Regions from separate parts of the Mus musculus genome. Here region 2 is linked to region 1. The links are chromatin contacts, found by POLR2A ChIA-PET in ENCODE. All regions are on one chromosome and are shown on one strand. The core of a region is the stretch at or near the end of the contact, and the rest is flanking DNA. Distances in the headings are between cores, read along the strand shown. Region 1 holds the start of Hif1an (hypoxia-inducible factor 1, alpha subunit inhibitor). Region 2 holds the start of Sfxn3 (sideroflexin 3).

The links. ChIA-PET counts read pairs that join two places held with the same protein, here RNA polymerase II (POLR2A).
Region 2: POLR2A ChIA-PET joins it to region 1 with 10 read pairs in Patski. The contact joins the promoter of Sfxn3 here to the promoter of Hif1an in region 1. POLR2A ChIA-PET finds 5 or more read pairs at or near these places in 2 of 5 experiments (Patski and embryonic stem cell).

The regions. Positions count from the first base shown.
Region 1 is chr19:44,560,541-44,564,883 of GRCm38, reverse strand. It overlaps Hif1an (hypoxia-inducible factor 1, alpha subunit inhibitor), which reads right to left and starts at 2,030. Exons shown (of 8, transcript NM_176958.3): 1 at 1,830-2,030; 2 at 1,344-1,594. The coding sequence starts at 2,006.
Region 2 is chr19:45,045,121-45,049,463 of GRCm38, reverse strand. Sfxn3 (sideroflexin 3) reads right to left here and starts at 1,888. Exons shown (of 11, transcript NM_053197.4): 1 at 1,574-1,888; 2 at 197-360. The coding sequence starts at 357. Pdzd7 (PDZ domain containing 7) reads left to right here and starts at 3,692. Exons shown (of 16, transcript NM_001195265.1): 1 at 3,692-4,046. The coding sequence starts at 3,821.

The sequences.
Region 1 (4,343 bases), core at 781-3,280:
GGCTTGGCACTTAGCACATTTAGCCAATGAGCTACCTCATTGGCCCAGACCTTTAAAATCTATTCACTTAGTTACATTCTGATGCTAGGAAGCCAGAAAGAGAATCAAGATAGGAGGCTACAGAGTACTCCAGATATGGCCACCAAATGTGGGACAGTCATTCACTGTCAAGGACTCAGCGAAAGCAATTCTCCAGGGACAATTTTATAATGTGGGACTGACTGCTGTCTGGAACCTATATAACTGGGCGGTCCTCAGAAGTGGAAATAAAAACAAAAAGGAAGAATCACTCTTCCAAATGATTTTGGACCAATAGAACAGTGTATCAAGCAATGTGTTCTGACCTTCCCAAAGCTAGAGGATCCTGATACCCCCAACCCAAATCATAAAGGACGGCTCAACTTTTTGTCCCTAGCCAGAAAAGTATTTGAGAATCAAGACTGTCAATTTCAGGGCTAAATCCAACAAGCAATTATTGCCTTACTCTGTGCACATGCGTGTGCGTGTGTGTGTGTGTGTGTGTGTGTGTGCGCGCGCGCGCGTGCGCGCTTTAAATGTCAAAAGGGCTGCAGAGATGGTTCATCGGGTAACAGCTGCAGTAGGAGACTGGGACCCACATGGCTCGGTTCCCAGGACCCACTTGGCAGTTAACAACTATTTGTAACTCCTTTGCAGAGAATGGAATGCCTTCTGCCCTCTACAGGCATTAAATACACATGGTGTGCAAGGCAAACAGGTAAACACTTTAATCTCAGCACTCAAGGCAGAGGCAAGAGGATCTTATCGAGTTTGAGGCAAGCCTAGTCTATATGGCAAGTTCCAGCCAGTCCAGTTAAGAGCTCCAGAGTGAGTCCCTGCCCCGCCCCCCCCAAAACAATAGCAACTAAATACAAACACCTGCACACATAAAACACAATCTTTTTTTTTTTTTCAAGAAATCAAAAGATCTTAAGTAAAAATCTTCCATTTTGAGCTTGAAATTTTCGAACCCTGGGACAGCCCTCCCAAACAGAACCGCACAATGATTTAACTGGACATATGCTATCAGGCTAGTATAAGTTCCACATAGGCACGGTCAAAGCCTTTCTTTCGTCTGACTGACCCTGCAAAACAACTGTCACTCTAACTACCAAAGACAGGAAATTGGACTCACAGTTCAAGGCTAATGCTGCCCTCATCCACTAAGCTAAAAAGAACCATCAAGAACTCAAAGCGCAGAGCAGAATATTCACTCGTGGAACCCAGAGGCTTGGAGGTGCCAATCTCTTCTTACCCAACTCCACCACACCTTCAAACAAGTACAGGAAAGCGGATGCCCTGGTTCTACTGACGGGGCAACTTACCGCTCTTCTCCCCCGCGCTGCTGTATAGCTTGTAGTTTCTCAACGAACTCATGAAATTTAATTTCCTCCCTGTTGGACCTTGGCTTAAAGTTCTGGAAATTGCCCATCTTCTTCTCATCATAGTATAAGAACTTATGGGTGCTGGCACTGTACACAGAGAAATCTCCGTTGCCAATATTCTCTTGCAGGTATTCGAGGTCCCACTTCAGTGCAGGATACACAAGGTTTGTGTCGGTCAGCACCACTGGCTCCTAAGCAAAAACATCAAAAAAAAAAATCAATGAAGTAATTCCAAGGCGCTAATATGTTCTTCTCGACGATATCTGTACTTGTCAAATTCACAACAGTGTCTCCTGTCACTCTCTCCTGACGTAGCATCTCCCTTTCCCGCCTCTCAAGCCTCTGTCCACAATCTGATCAGTGTGCCACCTCTCCGCTAACCGGGTCCCTTCCTCCACCCCCTTCAGCAGCAGCCCCGCCCCCCACCTCATTTTCGATGAGCTCTTCCGCCCGAGGGTCACTCTGGCTCAGACGTGGGATGGGCCTGGTCGGAAAGCTGTAACTTCGTAGCTGGGACTCATCCCAGGCGGGACCCGGAGCTTCGGCTTCTTCCCGGGCCTCTCCAGAGCCAGAGGCCGCAACCTCGGCTGCCGTCGCCGCCATCTCTACTCTAGGGACGGCCCCGCCGGAAGTGAAAGCTCCGCCCTTTCCGGAAGCAACAACAACGAACACCATAGAGATGGACTGCAAGAGAAACCGATCGAGACCTTTTAAGTAGGTGGGCGCCTAGGTTGAAGGAGCGCTCCCTAGCGGTGACCTGCAGGACTACAGTCTAGGCTCCATAAGGCCGACTCGCTTAGTTCCTTAGAAAAGGGACAAACAAGCCCACGAAATATTGCTGCCTCCCTATGTTCAAGCCTACAGAGGCAAAGACGGAGGCAAGTGTAATTAAGCTTTAAGCTTTACTCTCTCGGGTGGGGAGAGAAGCCAACGCTTAGATCCACTTAAGAAATCACTAGAAAAATCAGTTAGCACATAGACCTTGGGTAAAGCTGTCCTGAAGGCTTAGACAGATGATTAAGGACAAACTGAATTCATTCAGAATCTAGAGAAGATCAAGGGCTTATAGTTCCAATTACTCCAGACGCTGAAGCAGGAAGACCACTTGAATCCAAGAGTTCAGAGCCAGTCTGAATAACACAGCAAACCACCATCCCTTTAAAAAAAAAAAAAAGTAATATAAAATCCATTTTTGTTCAGTATTATTTGATTTTTCTGCATATAGCACTATCTCACCTACTTAAATCTAATCTTGCAATGAGACCAATGTTATGCAACCACAGATATTCACATTTTCCAACAATACATACTGGTTATAAGAGAAGGTATTAATTGTTTTGTTTGCTTACTAGACTATTCTTTTTTTTTAAAAGATTTATTTAATATTATACATAAGTACACTGTAGCTGACTTCAGATGCACCAGAAGACAGCGTCAGATCTCACTATGGGTGGTTGCTGGGATTTGAACTCAGGAACTTTGGAAGAGCAGTCAGTGCTCTTACCCGCTGAGCAGTCTCGCCAGCCCTTACTGGACCATTCTAATGAATACCTACAGGAGGCCAAGATTGTCATCCCATGGTGTACATATCCTATTTAAGTCTCTCCCCTTAAAATGACAGTAGGAACTGCATCTATGACAGGGTGGTGTCCCTGTAGTTAGGTAACATTATATGGCAAATATGTAGTCAAAGTCCCTAACCAGTCAAATTTGAGGTCATCAAAATGGAGACTTATCTTGAGTAGGGCAGACATTATCTCTCTAGCCCTTTAAATCTGGAAACATTAGTTAGAGACAAAAGGCTTGGGGATTTGAATCCATAATACATGCTCTCTGGTTTGCCTTGAATATATATGTATATTCATATACACACACACATATATATGCATATATTTCAGAAAATGACAAGTGAATTCTTTACAAGCTGAGAAAGACTATTGGCTAATAGCCAACAAAAATATGGGAAGTGTAGCCCTATAAATTCAAGTAATTGAATTTGACCAATAACTGCTATGCTTATAAAAGGATTCAGAGCCTCAGATGTCATGGCATAGGCCTTGGTTTCACACTGGTGAGACCCTGAGCTGTGGACCTGACTAACCAGAACCAATACTCATGACAAATGTGAGATATTAAGTAGGTGTTGTTTGGGCTGCTAATTTTATGACTTGTTTAAAGAACACTAAAACAAAATTTAACTGAATATGCAGCAATAGAAATTAATACTTCTGTCTTAGTTATATACTTAAGCTACATAGTCACTATGATATAACAAGTTGATAACAGGGTTATCTCCATGAAGGGGTTTGGCAGCAGTCAAGATTTTATCTGCAATGTTGATTTTTTTTTTTAATTTATAGCCTTGAAAATTAAAAATAAACCAGACCTAGAAATTCATATTATTAAAATCAGGAATGAATGCAGGAACATAACACTGACTTTACAAATATAAAAAGCAATATATAAGATACTATCAGCAAGTGAACATTAAAAATAGAGACTCTAGATGAAATCGAGGAATTCCTGTAAAAAACACCAACTATAATAACTAATTCAAGAAAAATCTAATTGGACCCATATCAAAACTACATTAGGGATTTTTTATTAATCCCATAAAGAAAAGCCCAAAACAATGTGGATCATTGATGAGTCCTACCAAACACTTAGAACAGAATTACTAACAATCCTTCAGACACAGAGGAGGAGGGAAGACTTCCCCATTCATCCTATGAGGCCAGCATTACCCAGATATCAAGATGAGAAAGCGAGAAAATATCCCTTATGAACAGACATACAAAAGTCCCTAGCGAAACAAATCTAGCACCATACAAAAAAGTTTACATACTATAACTAAATGGGATTTATTTTTGGAATGCCTACAGCCTGGGCTGTCCTGGAACTTGCTCTGTAGACCAAGCTGTCCAGGGTACCTCCTGCTTC
Region 2 (4,343 bases), core at 639-3,138, 480 kb before region 1:
TTCCTTTTCTATCTGCGTGGGACTCTCTTTGTCCTTGCACAGTGAACAGCACTGGGAAGTGTCATTACTAAGGATCTGTGACCTGCAGAGCTGCCACCTACCCATAACACACAGTGCTGTCCCCTCAGCCCAAATGTCCTCAGATCCGCTGAGCTAAAGTGCTGCGTCACAGTGGCGTGATTTGAGGCAGGTTCACCTGTAATTCTGCACGATGTTCCGGGAAGCTTCCAGCTGTTCCCCGGACAGCAGCAGATTTCGGGGATCAGTGACTGTGAAGAAATGCCGGGCTCTGCCTAGAAATGTGCTTTGGTCCCACCGAGGTTCCTGGATGTTGATATTTAAGGGCAGGTCACCCATCTTCTGCAAGGTAGCAAGAATAAGGGTCAGGTCCAAGGACTTCCTTCACTTGGGAGACACTTTGGTGGCTCTGCCTTGGCCCCAGAAACTGACCAGTGCTTGCAGGTGCTCAAGGTCACTCCAGATCCATAAACAAGGGTGGGGGAGGAGTTGTTCCCTAGGTAGTGTTTTAGCCAGGAACATACAGCCACTTAAGAGCCGGAGGGAAGACCAGAACCAAGAATATAGCTTTCCTGACGCTGTGGCCTGATGCCAGATTTACGTGTGTGTGAGTGTGTGTGTGTGTGTGTGTGTGTGTGTGTGTGTGTGTGTGTGTGTGATTCCCCAGCAGCAGCTAATCTGGGGCAGCTATCTTGAGCTCCTGCTATAGGAGCACAGAACATGGATAACACACCCAAGCCCTTTCCAGCTTCAGGCCCCAGCTGCCCCAAGACTTAGATAAAAACTTCCAAGGCTGTTTGGAAAAATGACAGAAGGCAGCCCACACTCAAGCCCCTGATTGGAGGAGACATTAGGCACCTGAGGGCTGATCCGTACCAGATCTCAAACAGCACTGGAGTGGCAGCCATTTGTGAACATGTGAGCACCCACATAGCCTCCTCAAACCCACTTGCTTCCACTCCTACACAATAACTCCGGGCTCTCCCTGGTCCTGGGTTGAATAGAACTGACGCAGGCACCCACCCAACTCTCTCTGAGCCTCAGAAAAACCTCAGGAAAGGGCGAGATTCAATGGATGCCCCTCCGCCCAGCACAAAAAGGAATGCCAAGAACAGCCATCTGGCTGTGTTAGGCAAAAATCCTGCAGAGTGACTAATACCCTCCAACCCCACTTCCTCCCTCACAGTAGACACCGTCCCCACCCGACTTTCACATACTTATACACAAAGACAGGCACGCCCTCCCCAGCACACAAACAGGTTAGAGTCACACTGTATACACTAGTCAACCAACCAGAGTACCGTTACACACACACACACACACACACACACACACACACACACACACGCTCAGCCATATCTATCAGTTGCAGACATTTGAAAGCATGCCTAACACACAGCCTCAACCAACCCCTCCTTGTGCCCTACAGATCCTAACAGACCACGCAATATGGAATTCCCATAAGAGAGAGCACCTCTCTCAAGGCAAGCCTTCTGTTCTGAGCCCAAGCCCTCACCCCTCCACTTTGCTGATTCCCAAGGCAGCAGGCACTCACGCTTTCCGGGGTTTTCAGCCTCTAGAAGCTCTCAGACCCGCCTTCCTCACCGCTCTCCGCTTTCCTCCCAGCCATCACCGAGACGTCACGCGTGACGCTGAGCAGCAGGGAAGGGCGGGGGCTCCCTGAGCTCGTTCGCCTGACCCACCCCCCCTCTTGGCAGAGTTCCGAGACAGTGGATGTCCAGAGTGATTCTCCCAGACCAGGCCGTTGAGACCAAACCCGACCCAGTCCTGGGAAGCAATTCTGGCCTCCTTCCCAACCAGGGAGAAAAGGGGAGGAGCCGCCCCACTTGCCTCCTTCGCTTGCAGTCCCTTAGCTTGCCTCTGGAGGCACCCACCCCCGCAGCACCCAGTCTAGGTGCACTGGGTGCGGGTGAGCGGCGTGGAGGGCGGGCCTCTGAGGGTGCAACGCCCGGAGGGATTCGGATTACTGCTTGTTTACTTGATTGCTGCCTTGGCAATGGACTCTCCTTGCTTGCACCCTGGTCTGCTACTCCAGGTCTTAGAGGCTCCTTTTGCAGATCCTCGTCATTCGCATCTCTTTCCAGCCACATTGTTGTGGTATCTGTGCCCCTTTTGTGTTCCCAGTCCCCTTTGCCACCTAATCCCCAGCTCCACTGTGCCAGCAATTTTTTGTACCCCCAACACTTATCCGTACACAAACTGACGCCCCAGTCCTAGGGATGTGCACGGCCAAAGTTTCCCGTGATCTCTGCCTGCATCCAAGCAGGCGCATCAGAAAGATTCTTCTCCTAGTGGCCTGGGATCAGCTGCTGTATCGTGCGGCCTTTCCAGAACAGGGTGTCTCCGAAGGTGAAGAAGGCATTACACACACACATCCCTTATCCATCAGCACCCAGGGCACAGCGGCGACACAGCCATGTTCCAGCTTTCCTTCCTGCTGATCTCAGGCTCAGGTTCAGCTCTTTCGTTTGTGACATTCTCCCACAGAGACCTTAGGGATGACTACGGAAGGGATGGCAATTTCAGGAAGCTAGCGTGGCCCGGAGAAGACGTGATTCTAGTAGCCAGTGGAACCCAGCCAGTTCCAGAGCCTGGGTTCCAACGACCAGTTGGGGTTCAGAGTTGGGGCGGGCAGAGCCCAGAGGTATCAGACAGGTGAGAAGCTACAATCCGGACAGGCTACCAAAGGTGCTAGAAGAGAATGACTGGCGGTCTCAGCAGCCAATGGGATCCCAGGACCGCGCAGGGTAGCTCTATTCCAGCAGCTGCGCGGAGCGTGGGCGGGGTCCTTAGTTCACTGTATCGCGCCCGCCAGCGGGCGACAAGGGCAGCGGCGGCACACGGGACCAGGTGAGGTGGCCAAGTCCTAGAGGTAGCGAGGCAGGAGGTCCTACATGGGGGAGTCTGTTTTTTGGTTTACAGAAATGCTCTAGAGGGCGTGACCCCTGGTTTTGCACTAGCGATTTGTGGGGCTCTCTCCAGAAGATCACTCAGTCCTGGGATAGAGTCTTGCAGCGACTTTAGACTCACAACTGCAGCCTGGAGCCTGACATTCACCTGGGGGTGGCGGTGGGGGGCAAGCTCGACCGCAGCTATCCCAGGTCCTGAAGTCCAGCTCGGGAGGCTAGCCCCTACCCATATACATATACACACAGGAAAGATGCTGCAGTAAACTGTGTGGCACCCATTCTCCTCTCTCTCTTTAAAACTCAAGAGCCTGCTGTGACCCCCATCTCTACTCTCTGAGTGTCAGATGAGGACCGGAGACTGGGTGGATGACTCCATTGAGAATAGCAATGGAGGAATGGAGGGAGGAATGGAAGGAAAGTGTCCCAATGGCCTTGTAGAAACAAATCCCCAAATCCAAGATGGTGCAGAACTGGGCCGATCTCCTCTGGGCCCAGGATGGGAGAGGGGGACAGGATGTTCAAGTCAGGAGGAAGTGCAGAAGCCAGGGTAATGGGACAGCACTCATCCCTCTCCCCAAACCCTGTTCTTCCTACACAGATCTGGAAGCCCTACTCCTAAGAAGCATTCAGACTGAAATTGCATCAGAAAGATCCCTCTCTTCCAAGTGGCCTGGGATCAGCTGCTCTGTCTTGTGGACTTTCCAGAACAGGGTGGCCAGAAGAAACACTATTTTTCGACTCAGCGAGATCTGCCTTACTAAGACTCCAGCCCTACTGAGAAAGCTCATGGAGCCTGGAAGACCAAGAGCCAACCTTCGGAGGGCAGGCAGACTCTGTCCGGATCTGTAGGGCACTGCCCTAGTCTCACTACTATGGCACGTGGTTTCACGGTAGGCTTTGACCCACTGGGTCTAGGAGAACTCAGCTCTGGCTCCCTGAGCTCTGTCTCCTCCCGAGGCCACCTGGGCAGCGACTCAGGCTCCACAGCAACACGATACCTGCTGAGGAAGCAGCAGCGCCTGCTGAATGGGCCCTCCCGAGGAATTCGAGCCTCCTCGCCCATGGGCCGGGTCATCCTCATCAACTCCCCCATCGAAGGTGGGTGTGGGGCCCGGGAGTGACTTGGATGGGAGCACTGAGGACAACGGGTAACGGGATCATCTTTCATCTACCCTTGCCTATCCTGTAGCCACTATTTTAGGGCGGCAGGGCTGTAGAAGGATCAGAGGTGGGAGGTGAAACCATAGTCTAAGGAAAGCCCTTATACGTGAGCCCCTGGGATACATAGGCAGCGTGATGAATCAGCCCCCTCCATTCCTTGAACTCCGTCTTTCTCCTAACCCACCTTAGGGAGTGAAGCAGAATGGAGATCTCCCACCAAACAATTTTGTGTGA